Linked DNA regions of Mus musculus: region 2 is linked to region 1. Evidence: chromatin loops called from intact Hi-C (ENCODE). Cell type or tissue: left cerebral cortex. All regions are shown on one strand.

Region 1 (8,000 bases):
GGAGCCTGAGCCAGTATCCCATGGTGACCTGACCCTGAAGCCCCAGCACCTCACTGCAGACCCCCACCCTGAAAAATCTTAGCGCGCCCCCTCCCTGACCATCACCCTTCTACATCCCTCTTTCCTCGTAACCTCTCCAGCACCGGCTACAGTAAACTGAGGGTCGAGGGGGCACCTCACCCTCAGGCTGCTGCCCCCATGGCAAAGCTTCGGGAAGACCAACCGAAAAATTCAAGCAAGAACAACACCCCCTTTCCTCCTGAAAGGGCCCCAGACTCGCGCGAAAGGGCCCCGACTCCTGAGAAGCCCCTCCCGCCCTTGCCTCATCTTTCCGACTTCCCTGCTTGCCACGTCTCCTTTCCTTCCTAGCAAGGTCGGTCCTGGCTCGGTAACCCCTCACCCGCATCTCTTTTTCCTCTTTCTGTCCTTCACCTAACGCCCCCCACCCCAGTTCCCAATTCGCCCTCTTTCAGAAGCCAAGTGTGGAACCCTCATCCATTTCCAGCTGACAGCAGAGTCTGGTCTGTGAGTCCTTGACACCCACACACCCTCTTCCACCACCGCGGGGAACATCAGAGCTCTCCGGTGGAGAGGGAAAGGGGCGGGCAGCCCAACAGGCGCGGCTGGACACACTCCTTCGCGTCCCCAAGCTAGTGTAGAACCAGTGCAGACACTTACCTAGCTTCCCCATAGTCGCCTTATGCTGTGGCTCCGTCTCTCACACCCACAGACGTGCTTTTCCAAGCCTGAGCACGCTCTCGGGGTCAGCTGGGTGGGTGGGCACAGCAGGCTGAGGTCATATGAAGGGGTGGGAAGTCCCTGGGAGGTGCGGGAAGGGGCTGTGTCCTGGACACCTTGTAGCGCCAGAGCCAGCCCAGGACTTCACTTCAAGGAGCTGTAATGTGCACACAGTAGGTTCTTGAGAAATACCGAGTCCACCCCTGAACAAAGCCTCATTTCCAATTCAGGCGGGGGAGGGGCGCTTTGGGAGGTAAAGGAGCAGGAGCAAAAAAGGGTAGTGTCAAGTCACCCGAGCCTGGGAGCAGCCGGGGAGGGGCTGGGCCCTGGAACGCCTAGGGCAGAGAAGCGCCCAGAGTGCTGAGGAAGCCTGGTTAGTAAGCAGGAAAAATCGAGCCTCGGAGAGTGGCTTAGGGGCTCCTCCTGCGCTCTATACAGTTCCCCACCTTTCCTAGACCGTGCTACTGACGTGCACTGACCCGGGCAGCTTTTAAGGTAACTAGGGCTGCCAGCCTCTGTGGCTGGGCAATAGCCTGAGAGAGAGAGAGAGAGAGAGAGAGAGAGAGAGAGAGAGAGAGAGAGAGAGAGAGAGAGAGAGAGAGAGAGAAGAGGAGAGGAGAGAGGAGAGAGAGAGAGAGAGAATTCATTTACCTCCAGAACTGCCCCCGGGGTCTCCCAAGCTGCCTACCTAGTCTACAGGACACGGTTTACCAAGGCCGTACTAAAATCGTGGTGCGCCAACTTCTCAAAGGGCCAAAGTCTCTTAGTACCTCTGTCCTCCTACTTCCCATCCTTAGGGAAGGCAAAATCCCAAACCTCGGAAAGTAGGGCACTGAAGGACTTCTCCCTTCACTGAGCCTCCCAAGGCAAAGGTGCTCTGCAGTGCTCCCCAACACTTACAGGCCAACTGTACTTTCCATCTCACAAAATTAGCCCCTCTCCTCAGCCAAGTCCATTATCGTGTCTCATGGTAGACCCCGGTCCTCAGATTGGAAGTAGAGGGTATTTCTGGCCACTTAAGTGAGCAAGGTAGGACAGCAGACTCTGATGATAGGGGTGGGGTGGTTTGAGAATGTGAGGATCAAGAAAAAATTTAACTGGTCACAGGGAAAGAAACTCAAGCGGCAGCCCACGTTTAACCTGGAAACTGACAGAGCCAGAGCAAGACTGCTGGAGTGGGCTTCTCCCTGGCACCTTCAGGTAAACCCCTGTGGTCCGGGTACCAGGAGAAGTTGATTTATTTGAGACCCAGGTGGAAGGGAAGAGGGACTGATGGTGGAGGACCCAGGAGCTTAAGTAGCCCAGCCTGCTCAATAGCCAAAGAAACTCTGTCCTCAGAGCTCTCCCTGTGGGTGGCTGGCTCATTTGCCCCAGGAGGCTCTGGCTCAGTGGGCTTATGGCTGGGGGTGGGGTCTGGAGGGAGGAGCGCAGGCTTTCTAAAGGCACTTGATGTTCCTCCTTTAGCAGCCCATTGATCTCCTGGGTCCCCCCTCTCTCTCTCTTGTTTTTGAACGCTGGTCCACCAGCCAGCCAAGAGGAGGCCAGGGTTTTAGACAGGCTGCGTGTACCCCAAAGGGAGTTTTTGGCCTCCTGTCCTCTTTCACTCTATTTTCAGGACCCCTGCATCTGGAACAATCCTCCTTCCAATCCAGAGCCTTTCCTGTTGTAGAACTATTTAATATCAATCCGGGGTTTCTACCCTGCCTTTGACCATTACGGTCCCAGATAAAACTCACACACACACACACACACACACACACACACACACACACACACACACACACACGAACTCACACACACACACTCATACACTCACACACACAACCTTTATCTTTATAATAAGCCTTAATCAGCACATCTGGGAAAGGCTCCTGCTCCCATGGTTTCTTCCTTAGTGCATGCAGCTCCCATCCCACTCCACCAGAACAGCTGTGCCACTGCCTGGGGGCTGTCACCTTTCCTCTCTCTCGCCAAAAAGGGTTTGTCATTTGATCTAGAAATGGATGGTCTGGAAATGGATGGATTCATCAGGTCTCCACGACTGTCCCCCTCTGCAGAGGCTTGCTATCTCTACCCATGCACCTCCAGAACCACGAGTTAGCTCCCTCAGAGCAGGAGAGCCGAGAAAAGGAGAAATCCAGGGCCCAAGAGAACATGCTGCTCACCCTTCCCCCACCACGTACAACCAGACTGACAGCAGGGACAGACTGGCAGCTCTGTCATCCCCAGTTCAGCCGAGAGGCACCCCACCCCACCCCCCTCGCTGCCGCAGCAGTCCCAGCAGACCGCCTGCCTTGAGATCCAGCCACTGGCACGGGTCGAGGCACCCAAGCCCGCAGCACAGTTTCTGTGAAGTTGGCACCGACCACTCTCACCTGCCTCGATGTCATGCCCAGGTGTCTCCTTTCTGGATGTGGGCAGGCAGCCCTCCCCTGCCTCACCTCAGACCGTCCAGATTCCAGGTCCCAGAACACTGAGCAGTCTGGCCCCTAAGCCCCACTGGAAGAGATGAAGGAATGGCTCTCTTTTGGAGGGACTCCTTGCCATAGATTAAATTCATCGCCAATACTTGCCCCCTCCCCCATCAAAGGAAGCCCCCCAGGGGTGAGGAAATAAAGTTAGACTTTTATAGTCCTTTTGCTGGGACCCGCTCACTCTTAAAGGGATCAGAACACCCACTCCTTAAAGGGACCTCCGGAAATTATTTGCCCCCAGGCAACGCCAAGTGTGTAAATCTGGTTTTTACCTGCTGTGGCCTCTTTCCCTAGGGATGGGAGAGTCAGAAGTGCTCTCTTTGTAACTAAGCCAAAAGGGTTGGGCCCCCTCCTGCTACCAGGGAGCCAGTTGATGAGCACCCATCAAAGAAGAGGATCGTTTCTCATCTCTAAGGGCCGCAGGATGGGTCTGAGGGATCAGGATGATGTAGGGGTCTGTGTGGGACCAGTCTTCATACAAGCCGCCAGCGCTTAGACTTTGGGGATTGCATTCCATGATGCTATGTCCCAAACCCCCATCTGTCCAGCGCTACCCTCCAGATTGCTAGCCAGGGAAGTCTTTGCAGGCTGCCCCTCCCAGCGAAAGCCCTTTCTGTATTCTCCTTCCCTTTGACACAGACTTCGCCTCGTTGGGTCCCCTGTCCTTCCCCTTAAAATGCATTCTCTAACCCACACTCAAGTTGCCTCCCTGCAGTGTCAACAACTGCTGCTTAAACCTATTTCAGGCTCCTTCCTGTCCTAGTCGGCGTCCCTGGGGTCCGCCTGCACCCCCACCCGTCAAAAGGCTGGGGGATGGGCACACCTCGGCTCCCTAGAGCACAGCAAAGCAGCATCTTCTCTCCGCCGCTTACTAGGCACATAGGTTCATTCAGCCCTCAGGGCTAGAGGGGGGGTGGTGGTCATAAATGGCGGAGAGGGGCCCGAGGGTGCTTCAGCCGGAGAGGAATAGTCACAAGTCGCACTCACTAAAGCCACCTCTTCTGTATTCTCCCTTCGCCGGTGGAGGGTCGACACTGCTGGGAGAAGACTGTCCTGACGCTTGGGAACCCGCCAAGGCCGCCCACCCTTGCCACTCTCAGGAGGAGACTCCCCCCATGGGCTGGAGCAGTGAGCCCCCTCCCCCTCCCCCGTAGCTGCAGCAGCCTCCGGCTGAGGTCAGGCTCCACCTCCTTTCTCCGGATGGAGAGCGCAGAGGGTTGTTTGTTGTTGGGGTGTGTGAGGGAGAAGGTTCGAGATCACCTGGCTGGGTGGGCACGCCTTTGGGAGTCGGAGCTGAGCCGGGTGGGCTGGGTTAGGCTGGAGCCTGCCCTAGAGGGCGAAGTACTAACCTCCCCCCGCCCCCATCCCAAGGTTCGGGCTGGGCTGCCGGGTCTGCGGCAGCTTGGGTTCTGCACCCGTCCACGTCCCCCTCCCCCCTCTGCGCTCCATCCCTTAGGGAGTGATCTGAATGTCCCAAGGCAGAGGCCAGTAGGAGAGTGACTTCCTACTTTCAAGATGCTTCCAGTCCGGCACCCGGATGGGTTGTGGGTAGAGGGAGGAGGAGACTGAAAACTAACTTTCTGAGAACATCGTGTAATGGCTGCTGGGGAGGGGCAGGTGCCAGGGTCTGCTCCCCGGGTGTAGGGCTGGGAAAGGTGCGGGTGTTCTGACAAGAGTCCGCGACGCGAGCTTACTTGGCAGAGGAGTCGGCTTTTTTTTTTTTTTTAAAGGCTGACCTTCGGGAACTGGAAAGATGAGGACACCCTTTAGTATAGGCAGGGAACTGTGAGACCGGCTGAGAGTAGAACCCGAAGCTGGAGAGCCACTGGGGCTACTCAAGTTTTCTAAGACACGCCACGTCCTGCCCCAAAGGCGTTGGGGGCACTCTAGATCATTTAAGGAAAAGAAAATCTTGTCCTGAGATCCAAAATGCAGACTGATCGAACAATAAGATCCCTTCCTGCAGGGGTAGTCGGGTTGCCCCTTGATTTCCTGGTAGTTTAACTTTTGGGTCTCACCTTCTTTCTCAGGTAAAAATTGGATGGAAATGGTTCCTTCTGGGGTACAGTGCCCTCAACGATGCTGCACCTTTACAGCTCCTACTACTGCCCACCTATCTGGGAAAAGTCGAAGAAGGCAAAAGCGACTCGCTTTTATTCTCTCCACCAGGCAGCCAGCCTTGCCAGCCCCCAACCCCTGTTTACTGGAGCAGCTACTGAAGAAGATGCCCACGTAGAGACCACAAGTGCTTCCTCCTACCCCACTCCTTTTGAGACTAGAACTCTCAGGCTATAGAAATCGTAGAGACCAGGATAGTGGCAACTATAAGCCACTGTGGTAGGCAAAGGCTGGTGAATCTCCTTGAAGCCAGTCTGGTTTATATAGTGAGTTCCAGACTAAGCGGGGTCTGTACTGGGGGGGTTGGGGCAGTGGGTCGTATGTAAATGGAGAAAAGTGAATTAGTTTCTTGTTCTTACCACAATCCCACTTGGGATGCAGTTACTGTGGGTGATTCACAGATGAGGAAACCCATGATTAAAGCAGTAAGTGCCTATTCCTAGTTAGAGAAAGGAACTTAACGTGTCTCTTGACCTCATAAGTCAGTGCTCAGCGGCTACCTAGAGTTGTCTCATTTATCCCAGCCCACAGCACTGCTGCCTTCCAACTTGAAGGGCATGTAGGGCCTTGTTTGCGGGATCTCCCCACACACCCCCAGCTGGCTTCATCTGATTCTGGAATTTAGCCATGTGACAGTGTGTCAGGAATCCCCATGCTATATCGATGCATTCTCCATATGGATTTGAACCTGCAAACACCTCTGCACACAGGTCATGCTTACGCATCTGTTCATTTGGTGAGACCAGGTCTCACTAGATAGCCCAGGCCGGCTTCAAGCTTTCTTTATAGTTGAGGCTATCCTCAAATTCACCTTTCTGCCGCCCCAGGCTCAGAACTCTCAGGTTACACGCTGGTGCCGCATTACTTGGCTTCTGTTCAATTTATTCACCGTCCATTCTAGAATTCCTGCCTCTGGAATGGCTATCTCAGAGTCCATCCTGACTTTCTGGAAAGATCTTCTAAAGCTCAGAGTTCCGGGAAGTCTCCACAGCTTGCTTCTGCCTTCTGGGCCTTCTCGTGCTTTATCTGGCCCCACAGATGTGACCATTCACATCCCTCAGCTTTTGCCCCTGGATACAGCCCTTAACCTCTACACCCTTCCTCAAATCCACACAGAGGTAAATTAGTCTCCAGGAACAACCCAGCTAGCAAGTTTGCTGGTTTTCACAGGACTTTCAGAAAAGACTAAAATTAGAAGCCAATGCTGACTTTTTTTGTTTTTGTTTTGAGATTTAAAGTAAGTCCCAATTTCTTTTTAAAAATCAGAATATTTGCTACTGTGGGCTCGCATTCTATCTGCAGTGATGGCTGATGGGAAGTAGTAAGCGCCATCTTTATGGGGTGGGCGTGCTCTAATTTGCCCATAGTTCCTGCTTTCCTACTTGATGTACTTTTGAGATGTCTTAATCTCTGAAGGTTTCAACTTTATGATTCATGGCCATGGGCTAGCTACCTGCGTTGGACCTTCTCAGAGATCCTTTTGCAGCCTTAGTGGCCATCTCTAGAAGTACCTTCATTATTGCCCCGGGAGCAGAGGTTTACTAAGCATACTCTGTCCAGTACCCACACATCAGGCTGCTGATGAAAAGGGAAATTAAACAGAATTTGTAGGCTCCTCCAGGTGGTTGATTGCTCCTAAGAACATGGCATGATGTCCAGGCAACTGTAGGTGTCACGTTGTCATCTGCAGAAGGAACAGTAAATGATTGGCAAGGGGCATCTGCATGGGAGAGAGAGGAGAAGACCATTCCAAGAAATGTGAAAGTCTGTGGTGAGCTAGATCCGGCTGCTTGCAACCTTACCTGCCTGGGTCAGCACTTCACTCTCTGCAGACACCTTGTCTGTTCAGATATCACAGTGAGTGTGTCAAAATGAGACTCCCCCCAGCCCCCGAAGTACCTTCACAGAGGCTATGAAATAAAAAACCAAGGTGCATACCCTGTGGTTCCAACAGACCTGTAGTCCCTGGAGAGAGGGAAGCAATCTGGAACTGGAATGGACATTTTCTTGACAGCCTCCAAAAGCAGTGGCTCTGCAGGAGGCCTGGACGAGCACTCAACGGAGCTTTTTTTCTTTAACCCTCAGCAATCGTGATGGGTAGGTACTCTGCTTACGTTTGCAAATGAACAAGAAAACAGAAATGTAAACAGTCTGAATAGCTGCTAAGATCACATGGGTTTGGGGTGGTTCCAAAACATTTGGTTTTGTTGTCATTGCTGTTTGTTTGGTTTTGATATAAACCAAACATTTAACATAAAGGGTAAGCCGAGGTCTAAGTCCTTTATAGATATAAAACCTTTATTCATGTCTGTATTTCACACAGTGTAGTCATTAAGAATGACTACAGAACTCCTAGTACATGGTCCAGCTCTTTGTCTCCTTAACATTTAAGTGTTTTGAAGAGTGGCTGACCCTAGCCAAGTGCCCCCAAAGCATTAGCAATTGCGAATCTACTTATCCTGTCTTCATCCAGCTATGCCTACAGCCTCCTCTGCTTCCATTGAGTCCAGACCTACATCCTCTGTCTCTACCCTGTCTGGATCCCCAGCTACATGGTACTTGTGCCTGTCTTCTGTCCACCTAAATGCAGCCTGGCCCCTTTTGGCCTCAGTCAGGCCGAGTGGCTTTCTTTGCTGGGTATCCGTGCCTTCTCTCTGGCTTCTTTCCTCC
Region 2 (8,000 bases), 150 kb after region 1:
GTGACCGTGGCTGCCTCACAGAGGCAAAATTCAGGGCTGGGGAAAGGTGAAGAGGAGAGAGCCAGCAGAAAGTCCAGGCTGTGGCTGCTTTCTCTCAAGTCTGCTGCGCCTACGTCAGGGCTCTCATTAAGCATCCACTTGACGCCAGGGAGGTGAAATAACGCAGACCTGGCACCAGAAAGAACAAATGTGGCACCCGCTGCTCCTTTTAAGGCCTGGCTGGAGAAGCAGCAGGCCCCAGGGCAGGAGGTGCCGCAAACACACCAGCACCTTTGAGGCAGAGGGAGGAAGCTCTCACGCCAACCTCCATCTTAACAAGCTCTCCAGGGTGAACTGTCAAAAATAATGGACAGTGCAGGCTTTTTCCTTTTCCTTACAAACTCTGGAGACATAGTGTTCCCTCTCCTCTGCACAGGGCAGCTGGCTCCACTGAAGCAAGAGGGCCGAAAGCCACAGTGATAACCAGCTAGCAACACAGAAAGATTCCCGGAACTACAGAAACCAGAGGGAAAGGCGGGGCCAGCGGCTGTCCAACTTCAGTGTGCATCAGAATCACCAGGAAAGCTGGCTTTTGGGTTTTGTTTTGTTTGAAACAGGGTTCCTCTGCGTAGCTCTGGCCGTGCTGTAACCAGGCTGACTACAAACTTAAGAGATCTGCCTGCTTCTGTCTGGATTAAAGGGGCACAGCTGGAAAGTTGATTTTTAACAGAAGGCCTGCCTCCACTTGCTGAGCCAGCTGCCCAGCTGGTCTGGGATGTGGCCCAGTGTCGCAGCTCTCCCAATTCTCCAGGTAGTGCTGATGCTGCTGGTCTGGGAGTCAGCGTCCTGTTTACTGGCTTTCCCGCCACACTTCTCCCCATACATCATTTCCCCCAAATGGTTACATATTTCCTTGAGAATATATTATCTCATATTTATTCCCAAGGCCTTAAAGCCTTATCACATCGATCTATTACCTCCGCTCACTCTCATGACATGCCACGCAGTCAGCAGGACAGGAGGCCGAGCTTTTACCAATGCCACCGATGAGTTGTCAGGTTTCTTACCTTACGCGCAGGGTCCCTTCTAAGAACATTCTGTCTCCACACCTAGGTCCTAATGCATGGGACGACTACGGCTCAGTGATGGGCTCCTGTAACTTTTTAAAACATATACTTTATTTTGTATGTGTATGTCTGCACACTGTTTATGACTGGTGCCTGTGGAGGCCACAAGAGAGGGGGACTCCTTGGTAGTTAGCCACCATGTGGGTGCTGGGTATTGAACCTGGGTCTTCTGGGAGAGCAGCAAGTGCTCTGAGCCATCTCTACAGCCCTGCTTCTGTAACATGGCACTGCCCAGGAGGCCCCTAAGGGGACAGGTGGACTCTTGGACACAAGAAAGAAAAGCTCATTACCAGCTAGGAGCTCTTAGGGAGAGAAGAGATAGTTAAAAGGAAACCATTTTTGATTAACACAATTGGGTTGGGTTTTTTTTATTGTTGTTTTTTTGTTTTTTGTTTTTGACAAGTTTGTTTTGAGAGTTTTGAAGTCCATTTGGCTCAATAAATACCAAATTAATGGTAACGGTTTGTAGAAAATATTCCTGAGGATATTAAACGGGATCTTGCTGCTAGTATAACTGATGGCTAAAATTAGGAAAATGCGGCTGTTTAGGCAATCACACATGGCAGCCACGGGCACAAAGTGTGTGGTGATTTCCTGGTCTCCTTCTTGTAGCTTAGCCAAGGCTTCAGAACTGTCTAGGACCACAAGAACTGGTTTAGAACAGTAAAGGAGCTTATGACTGACCAGGTGTCTCACGAGTGCGAGGGAGCACTGAGCGCTGGGTTTGTTGTGACTGTGGACATCTTAATAGAGTCAGGGTGTGTGGCAAAGACAGGCTTTGTTTGTTTATTTTTTGATGAGCTATTGGAAGGAACAAAAAAATCGTAACACGGGCTCTTCGCGGCAGAAAACCACAGGCTATGTTTGTGAGGGAAACAGATGTGACCAAAAGACTGTCAACAGTGCAGCTATTTTTGTAGCTCCACATTAGTGCTGGGGCAGACAGGACAATGAATGGGTCGAAAGCCTATGCTGCTCCCACATGGATGCCAGCCATAGACTTCTGGTTCCCAGATAAAACCTGAGGGCCAAACCCAGGCCTGTCAACACGTAAGGAAGAAACCGTTCAGCTGGGTCAGTTTGGCTATCGTTTCAGCTAGCTTATGGGCTGTGTTCCACACAGGTTCTCTGAGTGGGCTGTGACAGGGACACCGTGATGGCAGGTCAGTTACTTCCAGCACGCTGCCCACCCAGGTGAGCAGCGGACTCTGAGGGCCCAGTGCTTTGTGCCAGGCACTGAGTTGGCGCTGGTCATGAGAAATGAGCAAAGCCACGGCACTTCTTTCCTCCCCAGAGGGAGGCCAATTAAACAGTACAGCTGTGGCCCTTTGGTTACTGAATTGCAATTCCAGAAATACCTCCATTTTCTGCAGACAGGAAAGTGAGGGCAGTCATTACCCTTTTAAATAGCTGCAGTGGCCCTAAAGCCACCAACCTTTCAGCCTCCTTAGAGCAGCATGTAGGAACAAGTCCATGTTCTGCCTTCAGCATTTCAAACCAGGATATAAATACTTGACTACAGAACACACCAGTGTAGAATTCCCCAGTGAAAACTGAAAAACAAGGTAGACGCAAGAGCTCCCCGCCCCGTGGTACCATACTATGTAGAACTATACAGCTGTCAGTGGGGAAATACAGCTTTAGAGGAGCACTTCTTGTACCTGATCATCCATGGGGGAGAGGAAGACACAAGCTTAACCAAAGGGCTCCCCGGCCCTATACCTTCAAAACTTCATTCTTTTTTTCCCTTTGAGTTCCGGTTGCTAGAGAATGAATAGTGCTAACTCAGTATAAGCAAACACCTAGGGTCGTCCCAGTGCAGAGCGGTGAGAGGGAGAGATAAACAATCCCCTTTGTACAGACCTTCCAGGCTTAAAAACATGGACAGTTCTGCTCCTTCCCTCCCGACATTTGCAAAGAAAGCTGTTCCGACGCCTGTTCCCGTCCCATCGGGCCCTGTTCTAATCAGCAGGCAGGCTCTCTGTGTACCTACTGCTGTCTTTGGCCAGTGGGGTAAGCTGTGTGCAGCTGTACAAGCCACATGTCCCCATCTGCAGAAAGGAGGGGCTGTATCCAAAAGCCAACAAACTCACTCTCCTGCACTGCTGTACCAAGCTCTCTTACAGAAAGCCTTTGTGTAGGCTGAAGAGGGAAATAAAGGAAGGCGGGACTTTTTCCTTGCCTCCCTGCAGACTACAAGGTGAGGTAAAAGCACAGTGGCTACCCCCTAACTGCTCTGCAGAAGTGCAGGCCACAGGGGGCTCCACCAACACTGGCTTCTCGTTCGGGATTTGTACTGGGCTCCATTGTCTGCTAATGAGCTGAGCTCAATTTCGTACCATGTATTTTACAGCATAACGAATCCCTTATATTTATGCTTTTCACCCACAGATCTTGTTTTGTTTGCTTTAAGGGTAGAAAAAGCCCTTACCTTTGAAGCAACCTACACCTCTCAGCAGCTTGGCTCCAGGGGTGCTAGGCTCTGATCAGGCAGTGCAGCCCAATGGCTTGTCTGTTCCAGTGTCAGTACTTCCTGAGTTAGCAAAAGGCCAACAGTTTAAGGTGAGAGGGTGATGCCAGCAGACAGCTGTGTCTTCACCTCAGACAGCTAAATGTTTGTGACTAAAACTCAATATTCGCACTTACTAGTCCTTAAGGTATCCGCTTGAGGGTCTGTAGAGTAGAACTTTTATTGGCAAAAGCTGACATCATTTTCCGACCAGGGGCCTCCCTGACTAAGACGGATCCTGCCACCCCTCTCTAATCTCTTCAGTGGCAGGCACTGAGAACAGCAAGGCGATTGCCTTTTCTTCCTGAACCTATTCATCACAGCGTCCTTGCACCTGAGACCACCTCTGCTCCTACTTCCCCAAGTCAGTAAGAGAAATGACCAACTTACACAGGCTTAGGCAGAGTTCTTAGAATGTATTTCTGTTCACCTGAAAAATAAAACTTTTAAAAAATATACAGGACTTTTAAAGTACAGGTATATCTTGAATGGCTGAATTATAAATAATGTCTCTGGTCATGTTCACAGCTAGGGCTGGAGAAAATGTCCCGATTCCAGTGAAGGCTTATAGAGTCAGGAGGCCAGCTGGACCACGAGTGGTCTTGCTGAACTCTTTGATCCAAAGTGGATTTAAACAGTCCATAAAGCAGGGTCAGGAGGGGAAGAGGAGTGGACTCCCAGACACTCTCCCACGAGTCCAGAGGGTTCTTGGAATAAGAGATCAATTTACAAATTATTAAAATATAGGACTAAAAATTCACACCATAAATATAAATGACAGGCTATCATTGAAGATACAAAGTGGCATTTTATGTTTCTTCCCCCCAGTCTCTCATCAAAAATTTAAAAAGTCCCCATGGGCCTCCTAATGACTTAAGTCCTCATCAGCTGTGAAGAACTCTCCAAGCCCAGACACCTTGGGTGTTAGCAGCCTGCTGGGAGGCTGCCAGCTTAGTTGCTATTTTCTTGCCCAGGTCAGGACATGGCTTAAATCAAGACTATTGTCCTGTAAACCTGAATCAGAGCTGACTACAAGGTAGGCCAGAAAAGTGGATAGACAGTTTCAGGACTAAGGTATACAAGTTTCCTATTTTGTTTCTCTTTTAAATTGCTTATTTCCCAAAAAGGAAACACTAAGGGGTTTGATCGCTGTCACTACCCACACTCAACTGCCTAACAGCAAGTGGCAGGGGGAAATGGAATCCAAACTGAAGAATAATTCCTGCTGCCCCGAGAGTGTGTGTGCGCGTGTGTGAGACCACCTCTAGAAAATCGTTGGCTGCATTTAAGTGGAAGCTTATAAGGAATGAGAAAGATGAGCTGCCAGTTCAATCTTCCAAGAGCTGGTCTCTTCACTGGCTAGCCAGGCACACTCCTGAACTTGAATTCTACCTTCTGCTCTTTCTCACCCTATAAAGCAACTCAGAACCACATCAAAGCTCTGGTTTTGCAACTGATTTGGTTCTAACGGCAAGCTGCTGTGTTAGGCTCAAAAACTAGGAAATGCAAACACGAGTAAGACAAGATCTAGAAGGGCAAGAAATGAAATAAGACAAGATCTGGAACCGGTAAGATAGTTGAGGAGCCGGAAAAGGAATGAGAGAAAACACTTGCCAATCACTGTACTTAAAAAGGCTTGCTCTTCCTAAAGGAATTCTGTGAGGGAAGGGACTGATCTAAACACAGCAGCTCTACTCTTTCTTGCCATCGCCCCTGGCATGGATCCAGAGACTCAGGCTACAACAGGAAGCCACTTTGGTGGGAGCACTAGGATGAGAACCGGAGGGGGTCAGCACATTCCCCACCCTCCCTAAACAGTCTCTATTGCTAAGGTTTTTCCACGGCCATGGTAGGGGTCTAAGAATGATTATACTCTTGTGCAAGAACGTCAGGAACTTATCTTTCTGAAACAGGAAGGGAACAGGTGAAAGAGTGGGTGATGGAAAAGAAAAAAAAAAAAAAGCTTGTGTTTGTGCCCTTCTGGCTAAGTGCAGTTTGAAGGCCAGCAAATAGCCCTTGCTGGACCCCACCATTCAGTAGCTACCCAGGCTGTGGGGAGATACATAGAGTTCTATGTGATTATAGCGTCTAGTGCATATGTCAACAACTATATACAGGGATCTATAAATTAAACGCATGTCTGGCCACTGCAACTAGGTTGACGTACCTGAGCTCCGCTACTTTTGGTGCTCTCTTCTTTGGGAGAGCCTCGGCTTATTTAAAAAAAAAAAAAAAAAAGAGCCCCTACACAACTCCCTACCTTCCCCTGAGTCTTGGGGAGGGGGCGCCCGAGTCACCCCCTGCGTTTAGGAAACACCAGAGCTAGCAGCGCTGAAGGGCTGGGTGCTAGGCTCTCTCCACCCTCCCCCCCAGTTCCCCTTATGGCTCAGGGCCCTGGCGCAGCACGGTGCTGGGAAGATCAAACCCCGAGTCCCCGGCGAATCGTGGTCCCTTGGCTGAAGATCCGGTTGTGCATTACCGGCTCCCGGGGCAAACTGGCGATCGCTGAGGTGTGTGGGGGCGTACGCTCGCGTAGGGGTCACTCCGGCGGGCTCCGGAGCCGGTCCTGCTGCAAAGTCCTGCTTGGGGGCTTAGGGGACGATGATTCCCGACCGTCCCCAACGCGGAGAGATTCAACGACTCCGGGGCTCTTCGGCCGCTTCCTCTTCGTCCTCGTCCAGCCCCCGCGGCCGTTCGAGCGGCCCAGCCAGGGGGCTGTCTGCAGCGGGCTCCGGGGGCGCCGGCCTCGCCGCCTGCAGCGGGGGTGCGTCGCGTGGCGCCTCGCGGCGGGACGACCCGGTGGTGTTGGGCCCCGCCGCCACCCCCGAAGTCCCAGACGGGCCGGTGGTGTTGGAGCCGCTGGGGGGCGGGCCGACGGCTCCCCCCGAGGTCCCGGCACCCACCGGCTGCCAGATGAGACTGTAGTAGACGGCCAGTACGATGGCGGCCAGCGACACGGAGAGCACGTAGGCGAACACCGTGGCTAGCCGGACCCACTTCTTGTTGGTCTTGGCCGCCATCTTCGCCTTCTTGTCCCCGGTGTAGGTGGCCGGCTTGCCCCGCTCGGCCGGGGCCGCGTCGCGCTCCTTCATGGGGGGGCCCCGGCCTTTGCCCCGGTGCTCCACGGCCCCGGCTGGAGGGGGCCTGGCGGCCTGCGAGGACTGGGCAGGGGGCGTCTCGGCGCCCTGGCTTCCCGGCGGCCCCGCGCTCCGCCGCTGCTCCTCACGCCGCCCGCCCGCAGCCCGCCACCGCGTCGCTGCCGCCGCCGGGGCCTGGGCCCGTCACCGCCGCCAGCGCCGCCGCCGCCGCCGGCCCGCCAGCTGCTTCCCGGCCGCCGCCACAGCCACAGCCGCCCGACTCCGCGTCCCCATCCGCTGCCGCTGCCGCCGCCTGCCCGGCCGCCGGCCGCCTGGTCTCCAGTGGCCGCGCGGACCGCGCGCTCCGGCTCTAGCCCGGCTCCCCCGCGGGGCGCGCCGGTGCAGGGGGCGGGGCCGCGCGCTGCCGGGGGGCTGCCCCTTAAAAGGGCGATGTAGGGGCCCGGAAGTGCCGCGCTGGGAGGCGGCTGCGGCGGGGAATCGTGGGCCCCGTGGGGGACGCCCAGTTAAGAGAGAGTTAAGGGAGGCTGGGCCTTAAAGGGGCGACAGGAGCTTCTTTAAAGGGGGAAAGGCACTTTGCGGGAGGGAGTGCGGAACCGGGAGGTGGCAGGGAGGGGCAGGCTCCGTAGAAAGCTGTCAACTCAGGCGTCTCCTCACATGGCCCAGGCTAGGAGATGGTAGGTGGGAGAACTAACCAGGCCCACCTACACCGGGTCTCCGAAGTGGAGCTAACACTAAGCTTGTGCTCTCGGGTAGCTCTAGAATAGTGAGGGGATAGTGTCCCAGATCCCTTCACCCCAAAGAGCCTGGTTCGGGTCTGGGAACCTGGCGCCCGCACACCGCAGTCAGTCTCGCTTCCTTTTTTCTGTTGGTCTGGACTCCGAGACCACTCGAATCTTGCCTGATTGGGTCCTCTTAGGACCCTTGAGTCAGACTACTGTGAGCCACAGGGACAAGAGCCAAAGGTTGAGTTTGTTTCTTAGGCTGACCTGCCAGCATAATCTCAAATCCCACAACAGGTCTCAGGTCCTACTTTCTGGTCTTCTGACTTTCAGGACTGGTCTCGAATTGTACCCAAGGGGCTGCACTGAACTGGTGGAGGACATCTCCCAGCGTTTTCATTCTTTGATTCTCTTCAACCCCAGGATGTAGAGAACTGTCTTTTCCCATTGAGGCTTGTTCCTTCCAGGCTTCAGCCTTTTTGCTCTTAGGGCCCTTTGGATGCCGGCCACCCCTCTGCACGCAGGGACTCTTAGTACCACCCTTTCTATACTTTCACCCTCTTCCCCT

What was found. Hi-C counts contacts between places; a loop is a spot of excess contacts. Peaks named below come from ENCODE experiments on the same cell type or tissue, not always from the same donor. Only the 100,000 strongest peaks of a DNase experiment are listed, where the experiment ranks them.
Region 2: a loop joins it to region 1, with 2.6 times the contacts of the local background. A loop is called at or near these places in 16 of 42 quality-filtered maps.

What each region holds. Positions count from the first base shown.
Region 1 is chr2:118,893,125-118,901,124 of GRCm38, reverse strand. It overlaps Gm32798 (a long non-coding RNA gene), which reads right to left. Exons shown (of 3, transcript XR_374917.3): 2 at 7,287-7,436; 3 at 6,196-7,014. Gm32957 (a long non-coding RNA gene) reads left to right here. Exons shown (of 4, transcript XR_003954052.1): 1 at 1-373; 2 at 1,846-1,938; 3 at 4,239-4,387; 4 at 5,243-5,778. It also overlaps a transcript of Bahd1 not described here. Among named protein-coding and RNA genes, the nearest start is that of Gm32957, 4.1 kb to the left of the region's middle. In left cerebral cortex, no CTCF peak of the experiment used is centred here; DNase peaks (open chromatin) are centred at 551, 988, 4,429 and 4,690; H3K4me3 peaks cover 2,078 bases; H3K27ac peaks cover 1,470 bases.
Region 2 is chr2:118,744,822-118,752,821 of GRCm38, reverse strand. It overlaps Inafm2 (InaF motif containing 2), which reads right to left and starts at 7,064. Exons shown (of 1, transcript NM_001301269.1): 1 at 4,012-7,064. The coding sequence starts at 6,707. The coding sequence ends at 6,249. In left cerebral cortex, a CTCF peak has its summit at 3,324; DNase peaks (open chromatin) are centred at 5,221, 6,050, 6,486, 7,185 and 1 more place; H3K4me3 peaks cover 2,830 bases; H3K27ac peaks cover 912 bases.